Regions from separate parts of the Homo sapiens genome. Here regions 2, 3 and 4 are each linked to region 1. A link is an interaction called in ENCODE POLR2A ChIA-PET data of the cell type or tissue named here. Cell type or tissue: HepG2. All regions are shown on one strand. Links, peaks and the distances in the headings refer to the core of each region. The heading gives the core; the rest is flanking DNA. Region 1 overlaps TTBK1 (tau tubulin kinase 1). Region 2 has its middle 34 kb from the start of VEGFA. Region 3 overlaps MRPL14 (mitochondrial ribosomal protein L14). Region 4 overlaps CUL9 (cullin 9).

What was found. ChIA-PET counts read pairs that join two places held together with the same protein. Peaks named below come from ENCODE experiments on the same cell type or tissue, not always from the same donor. Only the 100,000 strongest peaks of a DNase experiment are listed, where the experiment ranks them.
Region 2: POLR2A ChIA-PET joins it to region 1 with 17 read pairs; 1 of 35 experiments calls an interaction of 5 or more read pairs at or near these places.
Region 3: POLR2A ChIA-PET joins it to region 1 with 5 read pairs; 1 of 35 experiments calls an interaction of 5 or more read pairs at or near these places.
Region 4: POLR2A ChIA-PET joins it to region 1 with 5 read pairs; 5 of 35 experiments call an interaction of 5 or more read pairs at or near these places.

Annotation. Positions count from the first base shown.
Region 1 is chr6:43,274,859-43,280,334 of GRCh38, forward strand. The region is part of intron 13 of TTBK1 (tau tubulin kinase 1); the gene reads left to right. Among named protein-coding and RNA genes, the nearest start is that of SLC22A7, 21 kb to the right of the region's middle. RefSeq lists a silencer at 380-679 and enhancers at 2,419-3,074, 3,075-3,729. In HepG2, for the core only: CTCF peaks have their summits at 413 and 2,660; DNase peaks (open chromatin) are centred at 523, 2,113, 3,453 and 3,933; H3K4me3 peaks cover 1,894 bases.
Region 2 is chr6:43,733,300-43,738,775 of GRCh38, forward strand. No RefSeq gene overlaps it. Among named protein-coding and RNA genes, the nearest start is that of VEGFA, 34 kb to the right of the region's middle. RefSeq lists a silencer at 313-607 and an enhancer at 711-900. In HepG2, for the core only: no CTCF peak of the experiment used is centred there; a DNase peak (open chromatin) is centred at 3,222.
Region 3 is chr6:44,109,237-44,114,712 of GRCh38, forward strand. It overlaps MRPL14 (mitochondrial ribosomal protein L14), which reads right to left. Exons shown (of 3, transcript NM_032111.4): 3 at 4,215-4,973. The coding sequence ends at 4,607. Among named protein-coding and RNA genes, the nearest start is that of MRPL14, 15 kb to the right of the region's middle. RefSeq lists an enhancer at 899-1,068. In HepG2, for the core only: a CTCF peak has its summit at 4,368; a DNase peak (open chromatin) is centred at 2,875.
Region 4 is chr6:43,195,742-43,201,217 of GRCh38, forward strand. CUL9 (cullin 9) reads left to right here. Exons shown (of 41, transcript NM_015089.4): 10 at 328-524; 11 at 904-1,121; 12 at 2,868-3,114; 13 at 3,525-3,630; 14 at 4,188-4,415; 15 at 4,695-4,785; 16 at 4,922-5,093. Among named protein-coding and RNA genes, the nearest start is that of CUL9, 16 kb to the left of the region's middle. RefSeq lists a silencer at 5,256-5,456. In HepG2, for the core only: no CTCF peak of the experiment used is centred there; a DNase peak (open chromatin) is centred at 720.

The DNA.
Region 1 (5,476 bases), core at 127-5,126:
CCGCTTCCTCCAAATGAGGGGTGGGGAAGGGGTGGAGAGGAGGGGGAAATGGAGCCCACAGGACTCCTTCCTACAACCTTCCTAGACTCTCCTCCGCTTGGCTCCGCCGTCAGTCCCACCACTCACCCTCCCTCCCTGCACAGGCTGTGGGGGTGCGGGCAGTGGGGTCCACTTGGCCACTCACTAACCGGCCCTCACGCACTCACACTCACACCCACACTCACACACTCTCCCTCCGTAGCTGCGCGCACTTCGCCCACTCTCCGGACCCTGCACTAGCGGCCCCGGCCGGGAGGGCACGAGGACTGCGCAGCCGGACCCCCGCAGGTCCCCAAGCCAGGGGTCCCGTCCATCCGCCCGCCCCCGCGGCCAGCGCCACGAATGTACGGCCCGCCCCACACAGCGCCCCGCGGCGCCCTGCACCCCCCGCCGGACTTCGGCCCCGCCGCGCTCCCGCCCCACCCCGCCGCCGAGGCTTCCCCTGGGTTCGCGTCCCCCGCCGCCCCCGTCGCCCCGCCTTCGCGCCCGTTTTCGTTTGCTTTTCCCTGCTGCTGGCTGGCGGCCTTTGGGTCCCTGGCCCCGGGGCGGGGGCGGGCTGGAGTGGGGCTCCCCTCAGTGCTGCCAGGCTGGGGTGCGGATGGGGACAGGCGGAGGCGTTCGGCTAAGCCTCCAGGCTCGGAGGGCCCTGTCGCCCCACCCCTGACTCCCGTTACCTCACTGCCCGTCGGGCTGCCCCCCACCCCGCCCCAATAATTGGCCTTGCAATTGGATGCCAAAGAGCCCAGAGTTGAGGGGGAGCAGAGCTTTGAGCCCAGGTCTCTCAGAGCAACCCAACAGCCCCCTTTTTGCCCACGCCCCAATCCGCGTCCCCTGCCCCACCCCACCACTGAGGGCCCTGGGGGTCACCAAACATGCCCCCCCATTTCCAGCTCTTCCCACACCCCCACCCCCGAAAATAAAACTCAGGGACCAACATCTGCTTCCTTTGCACTTGCTCCGTCGACCCCGCTCCCCGCTCGGAGGGGCTTCCGTGGGGGAGGGGGCGGGGCTCCGGGCCCTCAGAGTTCTCAGTGTCGAGCGAGGAGAGGGGCTGGCCCCTGCCCCCGGAGAAGCGGGACTGGTAGGAGAGAGAAACTCAGCACCGGGGCCCAGCTGAGCCCCTTCCTGCGTAAGGAGACGCCTTCTAATTGCGGGGTGGGGGCGGAGTAGGGGAGGGATAGGAAGGGGATTAGCGAGAGGACCCTCGCGGAGGTCCTGAGTCCCAGTCGGTTTATTCCTGAGCCTTCCCCTCCCATCGTAAGTCCTTCCCTCGACCCCCCATTTTGTACTGCAATAATACTGTATTATACGCTTGCACTATTTCCCGACCCTGGCCAGCGGAAGCATGCACGAAAAACTCAAAACCACACACACGCTCACACGCACACACACGCACACGAAGATGGGACGCTTTTTTTCTTCCTCTCTCTCTCCGGGGTGCGTCCTCCTTAGTGTACATAGCGGCGTCGGGGGGTGGCCCCAGGCCCGGGTAGAAAAGCATGCACTGAGCCCCCTGCCCCTAGACTGCGAGTACTGTACAAATCCAACACTTGAAACCGACACGCACACGCGCGGCGCCGCCACGGGGGTGGGACACGGACACGCACCCACGCGCACACGGCCGCGCACGGGCGGGGAGGGGGCGCCCCGCCGTCACGCGTCGCTGTGCGAGGGATTTTGTGCCTTTTTAAGTCCCTGTATGTTAATGCAGACAATCCGGAGAGCTTGTGTACTACCAAATCCTGATTAAAGACGCCTTCCAGGAACCTGCGCCTCCGCCTGCTTTCTTTCACCCTCCCCCTTCCTTTCCCAGCTCTCAGTGTAGACCCTGGCTCTGAGGTCGCCGGGCTGGGCAGAGGGCAGGGGTTAGTCTGTTGCTGACTCTGGGACTGAGGGGTGGGCAAGTTCTGGGTCAGTGGATGAGCTTCGTCCACACCTTAGCCAGGCAGCTGGGTGAGGAGGGCACCCCAGAGGTTTGGGCCTAGTTGGACTTGAGTCACCCTTGCCCTGCTGGCAGTCTCCTTTCACTGAACGGGTGGGGAGGGAAGGGGTGAGTGGACTCTGGTCTCTGGGACTCAGCTCCAAATTGCCAACTTCCGGGTGGGGATGGAGGGTGTGTAGAAGTAGGGGGCTGGGCCCACCAGGCCCAGTGATCAGTTCTGTATGGGATCAGGCTTTTGAGACCAAGTGTCTGGTGGGACTAGAAAGCTAGGATGCCAGAGGCCTGTGAGAGGACACTGTACTGAGGAGCCTCCCACTGGCCCTCTGCTACGATGGGCAATCTGAGAGATATGGGAGATGCAGCCCTGGCCTTGGGGGTGCCAGGGTGGGGGTGGCCCGCCAAGGAGGGACACTGGAGCATGGACTGTGAGAACCTGGGGTTGGGGGTGCAGGGATGGAACATGGGTTGAAGGAGAACTCAGTCAGTGGGAGGGGTGGGCCACTAAGAAGGAAATAATGGCAGACTTCTGAGACTGGAGAGAGAGGGGAAAGGTGAGGAGGACAATGTAAAAGAGGAAGGCCCCCCCATACCTCCACCCCATCCCCGCACACTGCCAACCAGAAAGGCAAAGGGGCAAGCTCCAGCTGCATTCCCAAAGCCCCGGGGCATTTAGAAGACGCCCCCCACAGGCTGTCAGCTCCTCGCCCTGGGGCAGGCAAGGGTGGGTTTTGGACACAGAGATGTGGGGTCAAGTGGGTGTGGTTCTGCATAGACCCAGGGTAGGTGGCCACGTTCCCGGGTCATCTTACCCCTTCCGCCACCTTCCCCTTCCCCGGCATTCCTGGGTGTGGGGTGGAGTGGAGGGAGGGCTCTTGGCTTGGCAGAGACGTTTGGAGAGTGGTGGCACAGACAGACAAATGCAAGTGAAGGGTCTGGGAGAGGCGGTGCTGAGTGCGGAGCTGACAGAGGTGATGCAGGCACATCTCATCTCCTCGCAGGTGGAGCAGGGGTGTTGGGGGTGCTTCTTCCCTACTGGAGGAGAGGAGGTGGGAGGCATGCACGAGGCAGTTTCTGAGAGAGGAGGAGGAACTGCTGTGAGAGGCACAAGCCTCCGACCTCAGCATAGGAGGAGTGGGGAGCCAGGGCTCACCCTCCTGCTTTCATCACACATCGCCTCCCAGCCCCACATCTTGGACTTTGGGACTGTGGGCCGGGGTGCAGTGCCTGAAGTCTGGGGCTGGCTGGGGTCCAGGCAGGAGTGGCTCCATGCACCCTGTGTGGGGGTTAAGGGTGGGGCTATGTGGAGCCCCGTCTCCAGTGTCGGTGTCAGAGAAGTTTCCCCAAGGGCATGAGAGCCCAGTTTTGTTGGTGGCAATTGAAGATCAGAGTCTGGTCCATCCTCTCCCTTCACTTTTCCTCCTAACTGGAGTAAACATGGACTTGGGCTGGGCTCTTGAGCTGGTGAGGCCTAGCCCTCTAGATGAGGCACAGTGCATGGAGGGGAGGGGCTGGGGCTTTCATTCTCTCTGAGGGTATCAGTTTGATTGGCCTGTCCTCCTCCTCTCCCCACAGCCGAACCCTTACCATATATGCCTTTGGCTGAACTCTGAATCACTAAGGAGCTTTAAAACAGCCAGATTTCTGGGCCTCTTCTCTGACCTACAGAATCTGGGGGTAGGATCCAGGATTGTGTATTTTTAAAAAGCAACTCTGGACAATGTTGTGCCAAGCCAGGCCTGGGAACCACAATAAGCAGATTAGAATCATAAAGGTTGCTGCCCTGAGAAGGAAGCAAGAAGGTGTGAATTTTGTCAGACAGCTAAAGAGCCACGCACACTGACGGTGTCTGTGGATCACTGGCTGAGTGAATGAACTCAAGATCAAATGGGCAAATGGATGAATAATTCACTGGGCATTCAGGAGAGGCAGGGAGACGGTTAGGCTACTCTCTGAGGAGGGAGGAATTTGAGCCCAGCCTCTGCCCCTCCCCAGCACAGAGCCAGATGGGGGAAGGGCAGAGGGACTTTGAAACCGAAAAGCCAGCATGCCTAGGTTGGTGTGGGGGTGGCAGTGATCCTTAGGGCAAAGTTGTCCTCACCCTGAGATTCAGGGCTCTTCCTCCCAAAAGGCAGAGGGTTCCAGGTGTCCCCATGTGGGACTGAGTGGGAGACACTGGAAAGAGTTTTGGGTCCTGGGCCACCCTGGTGGATGTGCTTCATAACCTGGACCAATGCCCAAATCCATGCCCCTCTCTGTGCCTCAGTTTCCCAGTCTGATTTTATGACTGATCATTGATTTCCAGTTCTCATTCCTCCTCTCTCCCAGGTAATAGGAGGGGAGGGCTTGGAGGCAGGAGAAAGGGTTCCACCTACAACCATCCAATGTGAGCACTGTGTGTGTGTGTTGCGGGGGATCCCATCCTCTACATGGGGCCTTTTCAGAGAGATCCAGGGCCTGGCCAGAGAGCAAAGGAAAGGGTGTCTCTAACCAAGGTGCCAGGGATTAGAGAGGGACAATAGGTAAAGGTTCTGAGGAGAATGGGTGGCCTGGTGGAGTTAAAGGCCATCCCTACTGGGCAGGATGTGCTGGTGCCAGTTGGGTGAGTTCAGAGGTGGTTGGGAGAGAGACATGCTCAGAGCTCTCTGTCTGTCTACCTGTCCCTGACTCTCAGTGCCAGCACCCACCCACCCCATGGTCCCCACTCATCCGGGAGCTTACAGCAGCCCCTCCACCTCTATCCAGCCATTTTCTCTAGCCATAACATTGGTGACTGGCAAAGTGTCCCAGCACAAGGCCTGGCACACAGTTGGTGCTTAGTGTTTGCTAAATGAATGAATGGATTAATAAGAACGAATATTGTGCAGAAAAAGTAAATTCTTCTGGACACTTCCAGCCTATATGTGGAGGGGACAAAGTTTTTTGTTGTTGTTGTTGTTGTTGTTGTGTTTTTTGAGACAGTGTCGTTCTGTTGCCCAGGCTGGAGTGCAGTGGTGCGATCACAGCTCACTGCAGCCTTGATCTCCTCAGCCTCTCGAGTAGCTGGGACCACAGGCGTGCACAACCACGCCCAGCTAATTTTTGTATTTTTAGTGAAAACAGGGTTTTGCCATGTTCCCCAGGCTGAGGGGACCCTAGCAACCCTGTTTGAGCCAGGTAGGGAGCTTTCTGAGAAAGCTTTCTAAGAAAACTTTCTAACTAAGAAAAGTTTTCTAAGAAAGTTCCCTACCTGGCCCAAACAGGGTTGCTGGGGTCCTGCTGGAATCTGAAGCTATCTTCTTGCATCACCCCCACCAAATCCTCACTGATGGTCTGATTACAGGGAAGATCATGGCAGTTGGGAAGGGGAGCAGCCACAGCCCTGGACAGATCCTCAGCCTTGGAGGTCTCTGCCTTCCTCTCCACCAGGCTTTGTGCTATTTGCATGGAGGCTTCGGCTGGCAGAGCCCCCTCCTTTCCCCACACGCTATTCCCCATAGGTGTGGCATCCAGGCTTTT
Region 2 (5,476 bases), core at 145-5,144, 460 kb after region 1:
CTTTTCCCCTTCAACACCTGTCCACTGTGCCCCTCCTCCAGGGACTCATTGTACCTCATACATCTCTTTTTGAAACTCTTCCTGCTTGTAAGGTCATTATTTGTTTACAGGTTGGTTACAAGTTGGCTCTGTCCCCCTATCCCATGATAACCCCCTCCAGGCAGTGTAGTCTGGGTTCACATTTCCACTCTCCCTAAGGTTAAGTTCCTTAACCACTCTGGGCTGCTATATCCTCATCCATAAAATAGGGGAGATGATGGCACCTACCTCGTAGGGCTGTGGTGAGGAGTCAGCAAGGTCATGCACTAAACTTCTTACTTAGAAGGATGCCTGCTACATTCAACCAATGTTTGCTATTATTATATGGGCCTGGCAAAAGGCAAATGGCTAGACAGGTTGTAAAATGAATGCTCAGTGACACTCCCTGCTCTCCTCCCTGCCATCCTTGGGGCTGTACATGTATATTTGAATGTCCAACACGGGGAGAGGAGGGAGCAAGGCCTTTGCACCTCTTCCCTGGCCCTGCCCTCTGATCCTGGCTCAATCCCCCTCCCTCCACACTTCGAATTGGCCCGGGTCCCTGCTGGGCTGGAGTGGGAAAGATTAGACAAGCTTCCCTCCACCCTGTCCTTGGGGTGTTGTCCCCAGTGGCAGGAGAAGCCCCACTCTTCTCCCTTCTCTCTGGCTTTTGCCTGTCTCCAAAGTGGGCCTTTGGGAGTGCCCAAGTTGGGGAGGATGGGAAGAACTCGGATTTGGGGGTTAGAGTCAGTCACTATCACATCAATCAGGGCCCTTTCATCAGCCGGAAACTGCTACATCCGGCTGCCCCAACAAGTTCAGACGGGGGTTCCCTGCCCTTCCCCAGCTTACCCTTCTTGCCCCCCTTCCCCAGCTGACAGTCACTCTCACCCTTCCCCGGATGTAAGGGACAGGCTGGGGCAAGCCAGGGACACACTCAGTTTCCCTTCCCTGCTGCCCCTCCCTGGCGTGACATTTACCTCTTCCCCCTCCTCCTCTCCCCACCCCTCCCCCTGCCCCAGCCCATCTGCCATAAGTCCCCAGGACCTGGCTAAGGCAGGGGCCTGGAGGTGAAATCAGGAGTCCACCTGCGGCTGACTGATTGGGCCTGAGCTCCTCGGGCAAGGTGCTTCAGTTAGAACCCTGGGACAGCAAGCCTGGGGGGAGGCCCGGAGCACACAGAGGGAAAGGGACCAGCCCAGGGCCATAGAGTGCTGAGCCAGGACCAGAACCCAGAGCTCTGGGTGCCTCCTTTTCTTTCCTTTATCCCCACAGCCTCAGTTTCCCTCTCTGTCTACTGTCTGGTAGGTCTCTACACTTCCTTAGAGCTCTGATATTATGGGCCTGCTTGGAGCCTCTCTCTCCTCTCCCACTCCCAGTTTCTCCCTGCTGAAGCGTCCAAGTTTACTGGTGGGGTGTTTGGGGTGGAGTGAGGGAAGCCTCACTTCTAGCAGGTTCAGGGAGCCTCTGTTTCAACAACATAATCCTCGCTGTTGACCAAGAGACCAGAGGCTATTCTGTGGGGGAGTGCCTGGTTTGGCAGTGGCCAGATTGTCTCTGCTTGGTTCACAGCTCAGTGCTCTGCCCACTGGACCATCCAGTCTGACATTTGACTTTTGCCAGCACCTGATTGTTCAAGGCAAACTTAACGTGTGGGAAGGATGTGTAAAGATATGGAGGCAACAACCTGGGCAGGACGCATGGAGTCAGAAGTCAGGATTCCCAGTGAAGCAGGTCGGGGAAGGCCTGCTGAGCCATACTCAGAACCCGGGCATCAGGGGGTCCAGACTGTGGTGTGCCCTGCCCTGGCCCTTTTCAAGGGTCCCGAAGGTCAGAGAAACCCTTCTCTTCCCTCTCTCAATTCTTTTTTTTGAGATGGAGTCTCACTCTGTTGCCCAGGCTGGAGTGCAGTGGCATGATCTCAGCTCACTGCAACCTCCACCTCCCAGGTTCAAGGGATGACTCTCGTGCCTCAGCCTCCTGAGTAGCTGGGATTACAGGTGTGTGCCACCACACCCAGCTAATTTTTGTATTTTTAGTAGAGGCGGGGTTTCACCATGTTGGCCAGGCTGGTCTTGAACTCCTGACCTTGGGTGATCTGCTGGCCTCAGCCTCCCAAAGTGCTGGGATTACAGACCTGAGCCACCGCACCCAGCCTTACTTATGACTGATCTACTTGAAAGAGTAAAAGAGCCTTACTAAGGTCACAGTCTCAAAGTCTTCCCTCTTGCCCAGTGACATGGACTGAATTGTATTCCCTCAAATTCATATGTTGGAGCCCTAAACTCCAGTGTGATGGTATTTGGAGATGGGCCTTTGGGAGGTAATTGGGTTTAGATGAAGTCATGAGGGTGGGGTCCCCATGGTGGGATAAGTGCCCCTGTAAGAAGATACCAGAGAGTTTTCTGGCTGTCTCTCTCTCTCTGTCTCTGTGAGAAAGCAGCTGTCTGCAAGCCAGGAAGAGGAGAGAATCCTCATCAGAAACCAAATTCACGAGCACCTTGATCTTGGACTTCCCAGCCTCCAGAACTAGAAGAAATAAACATCTGTTATGTAAGCCACCCAGTCTGTAGTATTTGGTTATAACAGCCTGAGCTGCCTGAAACAGACAGCATCACCAGACAAGGCTGCAGGTGGGTGGAGGTAGGGAGGCTGTGGGAGCCCTGAGGGGTGCTCTGAACCTGCCAGGTTCTTCTCCTGGTTCTACCCTTCCCCCATGAGCTGCATGACTCTAGGTGAGTCACTGGGATTTGGTCTTTCCATCCGGACAATGGGTCCTGACCCTGCCCTCTCCACTGCAGGTGGGTGTGGGAATCTCCAGGAAAGAGAGGGTGGGTCTCTGGGACAAGAGGGTCCTTTAGCTTCTACCCATCCCTCACCCCAAGGCCGGAGGCAGCTGCTGCCACAAAGACAATTGTCAATCAATCCTGAGTCAAAACACCTCAATCTCCAGAGAACATCTGACACAGGGGCAGGCAGGCTGTGGCCCTGCCCTCAGGGAGCTTACTGTTAGAGCCAGCCAGCCCACAGTTAGGGCCAACAGAGTCCCAATTTAAATCCCAGGAGGAGGGGGAGAAGCCCCCAACAGCCGCAGCCTAGACTCAGTGGCTGGCTAGGTGCATCTGCAAGTCCAAAGGCAGCTATGGCCCTTTGTCCTTCTCTCATCTGCCTCAGCCCCTCCCTCACTGCTAGGTGAAAGTCCTCTGCCTCCCACCGGGATGTGAGCACTGTGAGGCCTTGGGTGCTGCTGTCCTGGGGCCTAACAGAGTGCCTGCACATGGGAGGTGCTCATCTGGTGAAGGAAGAAATGGCTGATGAAACTCAATTCTTGCCTGCTTCCCTGTTTTCTCAACAAAGCCCCTCACCTGGGGCTTTGAGATGGGGAATATTACAAAGTCATGGGCAAGAGTGTTTTGGGAGGGATGTGGGGTAAAAAAGAAGAGAGGGAAAGAGACATACTTTCAACCAGACCGTGGGTGAGGGGCAGATTTGGGCAGAAACTTAAGAGAGTAGAAGACAGGGGTGTCTAAGAGGTCCCCTGGAGCTGTGGGCCCCCTTCCCCACTGTGGCCTTCCAGCTGAAGCTGGAGGCTGTGGGCATGGAGTATCCTGAGGCACAATCACTCCCCAAAAATTCCTCCACCACATCCTTGCTGGCTCCCTGTCTGGTGTTGATTTGGGGTGCCGGGGTTCTCCTTTTCAGAGAGTCTGGTGCCTGGGGGCTTGGAAGGGCTGAGAGAGGCCCTGAGGCCAAAGGCCTTGTAGGGTGACACGGTGGGGGCACAGGAAGGTCTTGCACAATGGGTGATCCTGGGTGTAGAGGGTGCCTTAGGTATTCCCCACCCCCACCCCTGCCCCTCACAAGAGGTTGCCAGATAAAATACAGGCTTCTCAGTTAAATATGAATTTCAGAGTCCTCAGCTCTGGGACTCCCTTCTGCATAGAAAGAATAAGCAAAAAATAAATGTTTAGTATAAGTAGGCCTCAAATATTGCATGGGCCCATGGGTGTCCTGTATTTTCATTTGTAACACTTGGCAACCCTACCCCAGTGTGCACCCTGGCCTTCATCAGGGACACGTTTCTCCGTCCAGGCTGCCTGGCGTGGGGAAGGCCCGAGTGGCGGTGGGCCAGCAGCCCTGCTCCAGGGGAGCTAGGAAGGGCCTGGGATGTGTGGGCTCCATGGCTGTTGCCCAGGTACGGGCAGTGGCTGTAGTGAGTGGTGAGGTGGGGCGTGTGTTTAATGGGGGAGGGGAGCTGGGCAGTGGCAGAGCCAGAGAGACAAGGGAAAATTTTTTTGTGGGTTCCTGTCTTGTTCCCTCCCCAGACTCACTGCCACTGTGGGCCTGAGTCATCGGGAGAAGGGGTTGGGACAGATAAAATTTTTCCACTCAGCCCCCAGCCCAGCAACCTGGCTCACCTGATCGACACCGCCCATTTGGAGGGAAATTCCAGGCCTAAATCCTGTCCGAAATTCTCTCTCTGGCCAGCCAGCCTGCAAAGGGGTTGGGAGCTCCTGGGGCTGGGAACATCTCCGGGCAAGGGAACTGGCTCTGGGACTCCCTTCTGTGCAAAGGAGAGAGAGAGGAAAAAAAAAAAGAGAGAGAGAGAGCCTGCTGAGGGGGAGCTGATGTGGCCACAGCTGGTCCCACTGAGGGCTGGGCTTGGGAGCGGCGGGGATGTGAGAGGGAGGCTGGGGTTGTGACGACATGTGCCAGATTTCTCCTGAGACTCAGGATCCAGCTGACACCAGTTTAGACCATCTCAGCCCCTGTGTGTGTGTGTGTGTGTGTGTGTGTGTCTGTATGTGTGGCATCTATGTGTATGTGTGGTGTCTGTGTGTGTGTGGTGTGTGTGGTGTCTGTGTGTGTCTGCATCTGTGCATGTCTGTGTGTGTGTGCGTGTGGTGTCTGTGTGTGTGTCTGTGCGTGTGGCATCTGTGTGTGTGTGTGGCACCTGTATGTGTCTCTGTGTGTGTATCTGTTGTGTGGTGTCTCTGTGTGTGTGTGTGTGGTGTCTGTGTATGTGAGTGTGTATGGTGTCTGTGTGTCTGTGTGTGTCTGTATGTGTGGCATCTATGTGTGTGTGTGTGTTGCCTGTGTGTGTGTGTGTGTGTGTTGCCTGTGTGTGTGTGTGGTGTCTGTGTGTGTGTGTGGTATCTGTGTGTGTGTGAGTCTGTGTGTGTATGTGCCTGTGTGTGGTGTCTGCGTGTGTGTGTGGTGTCTGTGTGTGTGTGTGGTGTCTGTGTGTGTGTCTGTGGTGTGTGTGTGGTGTCGGTGTGTGTGTGTCTGTGTGTGTGTGTGCCTGTGCGTGTGTGTGGGGGTGTCTGTGTGTGTGTGGTGTGTCTGTGAGTATGGTGTGTGAGTGTGTGTGTATGCATGCCCTTCTTGCCACACTGCTGGTGGTTAGAGGGGCTGCAGTTACAGAGCTATTGCCGACATGAAGCCCCTATTTTTTAAC
Region 3 (5,476 bases), core at 360-5,359, 830 kb after region 1:
AATGAAAGACCATGAGAAGAGGCCAAGAAAGGCAATGAGAGGCCCGAGCAAGGACACTGAGGAGGCTGCGCACGGGGAGGTTGGAGCGGAACGGCCTTGGGCTCCCACCTGCACAGTAGGATCTCACCCCCGGATTGACCCCGGCCCTGGCCCTCCTCCACACTCTTGACACAGGAGGAGGCACGCCTCCAGTGAATTCTGCCTCACGGTGGCTGCTGCCCTCCTAAGTGCAAGGCTGGGCTTGAGAATTTCAGGGGAGAAACTCAGTAGTGAGTGCTTCTCCTCAGCTGCAGCAGCTGGTACTTAGTGGCTCTTAATTTCCCTGCTTTCTGTGCTACTTCCCAAAGGCACACAGAAAGCGGACTGGACATCTGTGCCAGAGATGACTAGCTTCAGGAGTGCCGATGGTGGCAAGGCCTCTCTGCACATGCTTTGGTCAGGTCCCCCTCACCTCATCAACAGCCAAGAGCACATCCCTCAATGTGGCTGGTCCTTAGGAGTCACACCCACTGGCCAGAGGTCCTGAGCACCAAGCCCTCAAGCAATAAGCTCCCAACTCCTCCAGAGGCTGTGGCTAGTTAGCAGCAGGGTTCCATCTGGAACCCAGGTCTCTGACTACAGTAACTAACCTAGAGCTCTTTCCTCACATTTCTTCAGCAGTTATCTAGCAGAGGGAGTAGGATCATGAGCGGAGCTAGCCACTTCAGCAAAGAAAGTGTGATGAAGTCCATGAACCCAGAGAATAAAGCCCTTTGGCCTGTCAGGGGCAGATTCTTAAGGGCACAGAAGGGGAAAAACAACAAAAGCAAGTTTATATTCACAGGGAAACATAATCTGTGATTATAAATATTTTATGGGCAAAGAAAGCAGCACTGGCTGAGAGACTGGGGTGGAGAGGGTGGACAGCAAATTAGATTCCAGCCTGCAAAGTGATAGGGCAGCTGGAAAAGCAGCAAAGCCGAGGCTATTCTGGGCTGTGCTGCGAGGGCCTGCGTCACAGGCCCTGGCCACAGTCTTTGTTGAAACCACAGCCTTCCAGCGGTCAGCACAGAACACCTTGGGGAGAGGGTTTAAGTCCATGAAGACCAGAGGAGGGGACAGCGAGGACAGAGGAGAGTCATCTGAATGACTCTGGTGAACCTCAACAGCAGGGAGGCAGGTGAGGGGAGGCAGCACCCTGCAAGCACGTGAAAGGAAGACACTTCCTGCTGACTAAGGGCAGAGGAAGAAGTGAGGCTGACCCCAGAAAGCAAGCCACCTGAGAAGCCAGAAGGCAGCTTGGGTCAAGCTGCCCCAGTGAGAGCAAAGGTCCAGCCCTTGAGCAAGTGGTGCCAGGCTAAGAACAATTCCACCCTCCCTTTGCCTCAGGCCAGGGTTCTCTACCTCCCACAGCCTTTAGGAAGTAGCACAGAAAGCAGGGACATTCAGAACCTGCTGAGCACCAGCTCCTGCCACTGGAGAGAACCACCACTGGCAAAGCAGGCCCTGGTTTCGATGATTCCTCCTCCTTGGCCACATCCAACCACTGCAGCAGAGCATGTCCTTCCAGAGGGCCAGAAGGAAAGGATATTAGCTCCTAAAATACCCAGAGTACCTTGAATCAGGCTTAGTCAGAGGAGCCCTGGGGAGCGATGTGCTCCTCCAATGGAAGATGTAAAACTAAGAGCCTCTGCCTCATTGCAGTCAACGTTCAGTGGGCAACGGACTCCAAGGTGTGCCCACAGAACTCAGGAAAATCAGAACATCAGCCTCTAGAATCACAGCTAGTAAGAATCAGGTCAAGATGGAGTAGACTCATCAATTACGAAAGGAAGACCCAATGATGTTGTGGGAGGACCCTGGGTTGGAAGTCACAGGATCCAGCTCTGAGACCAGCTTTACCACTTCATAACTGTAGAACCTTGAGAAATCACCTCTTACCTCTGAAACTCAGTGTCCTCAGTGTTATTCCAATTTAAGAGATTTATATCCAGCTACCTACTCGACATCTCTTCAATGTCTCAAAGGCACCTCCATTCAGCTTGCCCACAACTGCTCTTCCTCCCTAATCCTCCAGCCTAGCTCCAAGTTCAACACAACCAACCATCCAGGCATAGAAGCCGGAAACCTCAGACCCATCCCTGGCCTTTCCCCATTAGTATTCCCCATTACTAACCCATTACCAAGTCAACTCCACCTCCTAAAGATGCCCACTGCCCTCCACCACCATCCTGGTCCATATTATCACCTCGCATATAGTCTATTGCAAAGCACACACTCACCCATTCTGGCCTCCCTGAGGAGCTCTCTGCAGAGCAAATCTAACCATGTCTCCCCTCCCACCAGCTTTATCCCACTTGCTAAATTACTCTCCAACAACATCCCAGTGCCCCCAGTATGAGGAAAATCTTCCGAGGGCTCGTAAGGCCCCACTCCTCTTTTGGCTTCAACCCACACCATGTTCCCTCTTGTGGCTCCAGCCACACTGGCTTTTTCTTCTAGACCTGGCATTTATCCCATTCCCTCCTGTCACAGGGTTTGTGCACATGCCCTTCCTTCTACCAGCAACATCTCCTCCTCTTCTCTCACCTAGCTAATGCCTATTCATTTATTTCACTGTGAGTGAAGTGCACTAAAGTATACAGCTCAGTAAGTATTTACAGATGTCTATCTTCATGGAACTCCCACACAGATCTAGATTTAGAACATTCCTGAGACCCAGAAGTTTCCCTCTTTCCCCTTTCCAGTCTACACCTTCCCTACCCACCAGGTAACCACTACTGACTTCTATCACTGTACCTATTCGGACTGCAGCTGATGCAATCCTTCCTCAGGGAGCTGCCTCTGATCCCATTGAAAAACTCTTAGCTCCTTTATCACAGACCCTTGCTACACTTGGGACTTTGCACTTGTTTGAGGAATTGATTCATGTTAGTTTCCCCTGGGACTCTATAAGCTCCAGGAAGGCAGGGGCCGCACCTGCTTTTACTCACCTTTGTTTTCTCAGTGCTGACCCATGCAGTCGTGACAATAGGAAATAGCTAATTCCTATTTCTAAAAGTATCTATTGAGTGTTTTGTGTTTTTTTTTTTTTTTAAAGAGACAGGTCTTGCCATGTTGCTAAGGCTGGATTCAACTCTTGGGCTCAAGTGCTCCTCCTAATTCAGCTTCCTGAGGAGCTGAGACTACAAGCATGGGCCACCATGCCCAACCTGAGTGCTTATTATTGCCAGGTTATCATTCTAAGCACTTACAGGTACAAACTCATTTAATCTTCACATCAATTCTATCAAGAAGGACCATTATTACATCCCCCTTTTACAGGTAAGGAAACTGAGCCACAGAAAAGTAAAATAATTTGCCTACAGTCATTAAGTGGTAGAGTCAGGATTCAAACCCTTACAGTCTGGCTACAAGAGCCTGTGTTCCTAACTATTATCCTACTCTGACTCTCAGAAGCCACTGTGATTAGTTACTCATTTAATGAGTTAACTACCTAAGGTATTCTAAATAAATAAATAAAAAAGGGCCGGGCATAGTGGGTCACACCTGTAATCCCAGCACTTTGGGAAGCCCAGGCAGGTGGATCACAAGGTCAGGAGTTCAAGAACAGCCTAACCAACATGGTGAAACCCTGTCTCTACTAAAAATACAAAAATTAGCCGGGTGTGGTGCTGCATACCTGTAATCCCAGCTACTCAGGAGGCTGAGGCAGGAGAATTGCTTGAACCCGGGAGGCGGAGGTTGCAGTGAGCCAAGATCGTGCCACTGCACTCCAGCCTGGGTGACAGAGCGAGACTCCGTCTCAAAAACGAAAAAAAAAAAAAAAAAAAGAATTTACAAATAAGTTGATGAGGTTCCACTAAAGAAACTAAGGGAGCCTCTAAATCTTCCCATGCAGACCAACAGATGAACGAAAGATAACTGTCACTGAATCACCTGCACAGGCCCAAGATTATGTCATCTGCAAAATTTAAGAATGTATCCATTTCTCCAGCAGTCCAGGAAGGAAGCTCTGCTACTGGGCACAGAGGAGTGTTCCGGCAGACTATCGAGAATAAAGAAAGGATTACTGTCTGGGCTTTACTGCTGCCTAAAAGAAATGTTCACTAGATTAAATCAGCCTCTCTGCTCTTATTCCATGCTAACCCGGTCATCTTTATAACCATTTAAAGCCTCAAGCCCACTAATACAGGAAGAGGATATTTTGGATGAGAAAAATAAAAACAAATATCTTTTGGTTAGAGCCATGGTACATTTATAAATTGGCATTTGGTGTGTACCTCAGTTTTCCAGGGCCTGACAGTCCTGGATGAACTTATAGGGTCCAAACCAGAAAAGCAAGGGCTCAGACCCTGGCACCAAGGCTGCTCCATGTAAAGAATGCTACCCCGTGTGGCCAGACTCGGGTAAGCCACCTTTCAACTGCTTCAGTGTAATTTATTTTCCCACATCCCAGAAAGCTCTGGAAAAACACATAAATGAATACATTTATTCTCTCACAGGATACTACACTGTTACCCAGTGTGAAGGGAGCAGCCATGTGGCTCCCAAGCTCCCTTAGCAAAAGGGTGGTTCTCAGAACTGCTCCATTCACGAGTCCTGCAACCAGAGGCCTGGGCTCAACTCACACAAAGTTCTGAGCAATGGCCAGCACCTTGGAATACTCGCCTTCCCGCTTGCGCAGGCTGGTGGGGATGGGTGTCTTAATTCGTGTCCCCACAGGGTTCCCGTTGTCCTCAATGAGGACCACGTTGTTGGAGTCGAATCTGGGGGTCATTCGGGGGCCAGGCATGCAGTGCCCCACAATGAGCGCCTTTTTCTTCTGTCCCTTGATGGCCAGTAGTATCTGGTCGCCCACCTTGCCCACTCCATTCTTCTTATAGACATGGATGCAGCGAGGAGCCCGATGGTATGGGCTGTTCCCCAGGGCACTGTTGTCCACCACTCGTACCCGCGTCATCTTCTGAATCGCACTCAGACTCCCAGTGGTGCTGGTGGGAGGAAAAAAAAAAGTCTGCAGTCTGTATCTCTTATGGTCAGGGTGCACAGGCCTCTGAGAGGTCAAGGCTAGGGAGAATGTACATGTCAGCAACACACACAGAGCAGAGTGCTGTCCAGGAGCAGCAACAGAAAGTCAGGACTTTGTGAAGACTTATCTGTACCCACAACAGTTTCCTCACAATTGAGAGCTTCTGCTGTTGTGTCAAGGTCTCAATTTGGATGGGTTTTAAAGAGAACCCAATTTTTCTGTGACAATGAACTTCACAGCAGCCATAACTTAAAGCCTTTGCTTTCCAAAAGGACTCTAAGGACTTAAAGGAATCCCTTATGGGCTAGGCCTCACCCACTGCCTATCCTGAAAAACCTGCTTCCCCAGAATACACCATTCCCTAATTTTCTTTTTTTTTGAGACGGAGTCTCGCTCTGTCGCCCAGGCTAGAGTGCGGTGGCGCCATCTCAGCTCACTGCAAGCTCCACCTCCCGGGTTCACACC
Region 4 (5,476 bases), core at 358-5,357, 79 kb before region 1:
GATACAGGAGGGGCGGCTGTCCCACTCTGGTAGCCTTGGTGCTGCGAGCCTGGAGGCCAAGAGGAGTGGAAGGCTGATTTTACCATCCAGTCTCAGAGTTTTTTGTTGTTGTTTAGTTTCTTTCCTTTTTTCTTTTCCTTCCTCCCTCCCTCCTTCCCTCTCTTTGTAGTATTTGATGTCCCATCACTACCTCTTCCATTTCTGTCTCCTACTCTACCTATCTGCAAACAGCTCAGCTGCCCCAAAGTTTGAGGTCTAGAATGAGGCCTACCTTTCCTCATGGTGACTCTGCCCCCTCCTCACTCTGCTTTCACATCCCCCTCACAGGCACTGAAGATGCTGGCCGTCGCCAGCTCCTCGGAGATCCCCACTTTTGTTACTGGCCGAGATTCTATCCACTCTTTGTTTGATGCTCAGATGACCAGAGAGATCTTCGCCAGCATCGACTCAGCCACACGCCCGGGCTCTGAGAGCCTGCTCCTCACTGTCCCTGCAGCCGTGATCCTGATGCTGAATACTGAGGGGTCAGGGCATTACCTTCCCAACTCCAGGCTCCTGCTTAGTCCCAAACCCTGCTACTCCTGTGCTCCAGGCTCATGTACTCCACAGAAATTCCCCTCACGCTGTCACCTCCGGATTAAGCATTGGTGGCGCTGCCAACTGTTGTTGGAGGAGAACCCAAGTGGATTGGGGATAGGGAGATTCCCAGAGAGGGCAGAGACACACTGACTTCCCTTTATGGGTTTGGGAGGAGTGGCCCAAGGTCAGGGGATCAGATGTCCTGGCTCAGAGGGCCCACTGGAGCCCTTTGCTCCCTAGCTGCCCGGCCTTCTATGCTTGCTTTGCTGCTTCCATTGCATTCATGGTCTCTCAGTTTCTTCCTGGTCACCTCCCTCCTCCCAGGTGCTCTTCTGCAGCGAGAAATGGCTTACTCCTGCTCAACCTACTTTTGTGCAACCACCACACTCTGGGAGACCAGATTATAACCCAAGAGCTGAGAGACACGTTGTTTAGGCACTCAGGGATAGCACCAAGAACAGAACCTATGCCTACCACACGCACCATCCTCATGATGCTTCTCAATCGCTACTCAGAGCCGCCGGGCAGCCCTGAGCGTGCAGGTACCATTGTGGAGGGGTGGTTTTGCAGAGGAATCACACAGTGCCAGCCAGGTTTACATATCAGCTCCTTACTGGAAAGATACAAGGAAACTTCAGGAAATGAGCAAGCATTGTGCTCAAGTTAGGTCTTAAGTAGAACTTCCCGACCAAGAAGAGGGAGACTGTGGAATATGTGCAAGGAAATTGCATTTTTTTTTTTTTGAGATGGAGTTTTGCTCTTGTTTCCCAGGCTAGAGTGCAGTGGCACGATCTCGACTCACTGTAACCTCTGCTTCCTGGGTTCAAGCAATTCTCATGCCTCAGCCTCCTGTGTAGCTGGGATTATAGGCACCTGCCACCACAGCGGGCTAATTTTTGTATTTTTAGTAGAGACAGGGTTTCACCATGTTGGCCAGGCTGATCTGGAACTCCTGACCTCAGGAGATCCACTGCCTCGGCCTCCCAAAGTGCTGGGATTGCAGGTGTGAGCCACTGCACCTGGCTGGAAATTGCCTTCTTGAATGGCTTTAAACATATGTGGATTCATATCCATCTGGGCTAGGTTTGGCCCAGTATTATTGGACAGTAGAAGACTCATTGAAATGACATCTAGGGAAGCCTTTCTCTTTTTTTGTTTTAAGCTTAACTGGTTTTTTTTTGGAGGTGGAGTCTCACTCTGTCGCCCAGGCTGGAATGCAGTTGCACGATCTCTGCTCACTGCAAGCTCCGCCTCCCGGGTTCAAGGAATTCTCCTGCCTCAGCCTCCTGAGTAGCTGGGATTACAGGTGCGCACCACCACACCCAGCTAATTTTTGTATATTTAGTAGAGACAGGGTTTCACCATGTTGGTCAGGCCGGTTTTGAACTCCTGACCTCGTGATCTGACCGCCTTGGCCTCCCAAAGTGCTGGGATTAGAGGCGTGAGCCACTGTGCCTGGCCTAAGCTTAACTTTCTCTTCACAGAATAGGGAGGCCTTCTTAAGAGAAATTATAATTTATGGTACAGAACACTTGTGCCTGGAAACATTAGATATTGATACTGGGGAAGAAACCCTTTGTGATTGAAAAACAAGTGAAAACCTAGAAGTGTGGAGGGATATTGAAATAGGAAATACGTGGCCAGGTGCAATAGCTCATGCCTTTAATCCCAGCACTTTGGGAGGCTGAGGCAGGCAGATCACTTGAGGTCAGCAGTTTGAGACCAGCCCGGCCAACATGGTGAAACCGCATCTTTACTAAAAATACAAAAATTAGCCGGGCACGGTGGTAGGTGCTTGTAATCCCAGCTACTTGGGAGGCTGAGGCAGGAGAATCACTTGAGCCCAGGAGTTGGAGGTCACAGTGAGCCAAGATCATGCCACTGCACTCCAGCCTGGGTGACAGCGCTCTGTGTATTCCTACAAAATAGGAAATATGTATGTATCTTTTAGTCTGTGTACCTAAAGCCACCATGCAGGTAGTACAGGGATATAATCATCATAGTTAATATTTACTATAACTAACATTTAATAATAGGACTATAAGAGATTTAAAATGTCTTGTGTTTAACTCGACAGTGTTTGCTATACTAGGTTTTTTTTTCAAATCTGATTAGGTTTGTATTTGGGGTCAGGAAAGAAAACCCCTCATAGTTTGGTTAAAAACTATAGACATCCTCAATATAGAAGGAAAATTTTGGGGTGATTTTCTGGACCTTCCCAGTTCTCAGTTTGACAAACTGGTAAGACTCTTCATCCACATTTTTCCCTCTGGTGTGTCTGGCTGCAGCACTAGAGACCCCCATCATCCAGGGTCAGGATGGGTCCCCTGAGCTACTGATTCGATCCCTGGTTGGGGGCCCATCTGCAGAACTACTCCTGGACTTGGAGCGTGTGCTGTGCCGTGAGGGCAGCCCCGGAGGTGCCGTGAGGCCCCTCCTCAAGCGCCTCCAGCAGGAGACCCAGCCTTTCCTCCTGTTGCTGCGGACTCTGGATGCTCCGGGGCCCAACAAGACTCTGCTGCTGTCTGTGCTGAGGTGAGGGGCCTGTTGAGGCACCATGCATTGGGACGAGGGAAACTGGCAGACTTCAGGGACTTCACTTGTTTCTTTTCTGTTTTCTTTTTTTTTTTTTTGAGTTGGAGTTTCACTCTTGTTGCCCAGGCTGGAGTGCAATGGCACGATCTCAGCTCACTGCAACCTCTACCTCCCAGGTTCAAGTGGTTCTCCTGCCTCAGCCTCCCGAGTAGCTGGGATTGCAGGCATGTGCCACCATGCCCAGCTAATTTTGTATTTTTAGTAGAGATGGGGTTTCTCCATTTTGGTCAGGCTGGTCTCGAACTCCCGACCTCAGGTGATCCGCCCACTTCGGCCTCCCAAAGTGCTGGGATTACAGGCATGAGCCACTGTGCCTGGCCTGACTTCACTCGTTTCTACCCCCTCACCAGGGTCATAACCCGACTGCTGGATTTCCCTGAGGCAATGGTCCTCCCCTGGCACGAGGTCTTGGAGCCCTGCCTCAACTGCCTGAGTGGCCCTAGCAGTGACTCCGAGGTACCAGAACCCTGGCAAGGAGAAGAGAGGGAAGGGCAGCATCTGGGGCACCAACTCCTTGTGAGGCTCTGGAGGGCACAGCAGAGCCTTTCTGAATGGATCTTGGGGCACTGGGATGGGTGTAGGAGGAGGAAGGGTAATGTAATCTAAGAATCTCCAGAACTGGAATCTTTGAAGTATAAACCTTTTAGATGATTTTAGATTTGGAGTTTAGATTCTGGACTAAGGAGAAGCCCACATTCACCAATCCAGACAGCTGTCCTCCCTTCCGGGTTTGTGCATTGGAGAGCAAGGCTCAGGCACCAGGGTTAACATAGCTTGGCCTGGGCAGGAAGCAGCCTGGAAAGCTGTGCCCAAGCTCTGTTCTGCCAACTCACTCTGGAGTCCCAGCACTCCTCTATTTTACTCCACCCTGAATTTGGTACTCTTGTTTCCCTGGGCGTTGGCATGTCTCCACAATCTCAGCCACGACACTTCCTTTACTGAACCCTCTCCTCAATCCTTACATGTCCTACCTCTTGTTTCCTGTAAATTAATCTATGTGGCTCTGGGCTCAGATTGTTCAGGAGCTGACCTGCTTCCTACATCGCCTGGCCTCGATGCATAAGGACTATGCTGTGGTGCTCTGCTGCCTGGGAGCAAAAGAGATCCTCTCCAAAGTCCTGGACAAGCACTCAGCTCAGCTGCTGCTGGGCTGTGAGCTTCGGGACCTGGTGACAGAGTGTGAGAAGTACGCACAGCTCTATAGCAACCTCACCTCCAGCATCCTGGCCGGCTGCATTCAGGTGAGGAGCGGCTGTGGGTATGCAGCTGAGAGAATGCAAGTCAGAAGCAGGAGAAGGGGATTCACTGTGTTCCTCTTTGGTATCCCTGTTTGGCACAGGTTGTAGCAAATCTGGGGCACTTGTTTCCTAACCTTGACTCCACATGGTTCTGTCAAAATGTGGGGAGAGAGGAGTTGAGTATACCGTTGACCCTTGACTTTTTCTCTCTACCTGTTTCTGGGCATTTCTCTGTGTTCCTCCCTCTCCTCTTCCTCATTCTCCCTGATGTTCCGGCTGCAGATGGTGCTGGGCCAGATCGAAGACCACAGACGAACCCACCAACCCATCAATATCCCCTTCTTTGATGTGTTCCTCAGGCATCTCTGCCAGGGTTAGTGCCCTCATCTGCTTTCTCCTGGCTCCCATCCAGTGTCTGTTCTCCCCTTCCCTTCCTGCTCCTTAGACCTTTTCCTTTTTCCTCTCAACTAACCTAGCTGTGACTGCCACCCCTTCCCACTTGCCCCCAGGCTCCAGTGTGGAAGTGAAGGAGGACAAGTGCTGGGAGAAGGTGGAGGTGTCCTCCAACCCGCACCGAGCCAGCAAGCTGACGGACCACAACCCCAAGACCTACTGGGAGTCCAACGGCAGCACCGGCTCCCACTACATCACCCTGCACATGCACCGTGGTGTTCTTGTTAGGTGTGAACACACATATATGAATGTTCTGCTGTGCCCCAGGATACTTCCCCAAAGCACCCAGATACACACAACCCCAGCTATAACCCCAATGCCTGAGGGACACACTCAAACCTATTTTGTGCAGTGAACACATAGACACATTGACCTGCCTTTGCTGAGTATAGACATCCCCTCACTCCCAGAGTCTGGTGATCTGTACTCCAACAGGTACAGATGGCACTGCCCTGTGCTTAGTGTTGAGGGAGATAAACAGCTCACTTATCCATTTCTCCTTTGGGCATTTGCTTAATGCCAGGCATTTGTGTCAGGCACTGTGCAAGGGTCTCGAAATAGAAGGACAATAAGATATGGTACCTACATTCCAGCTGGGGAGCTACACTAGA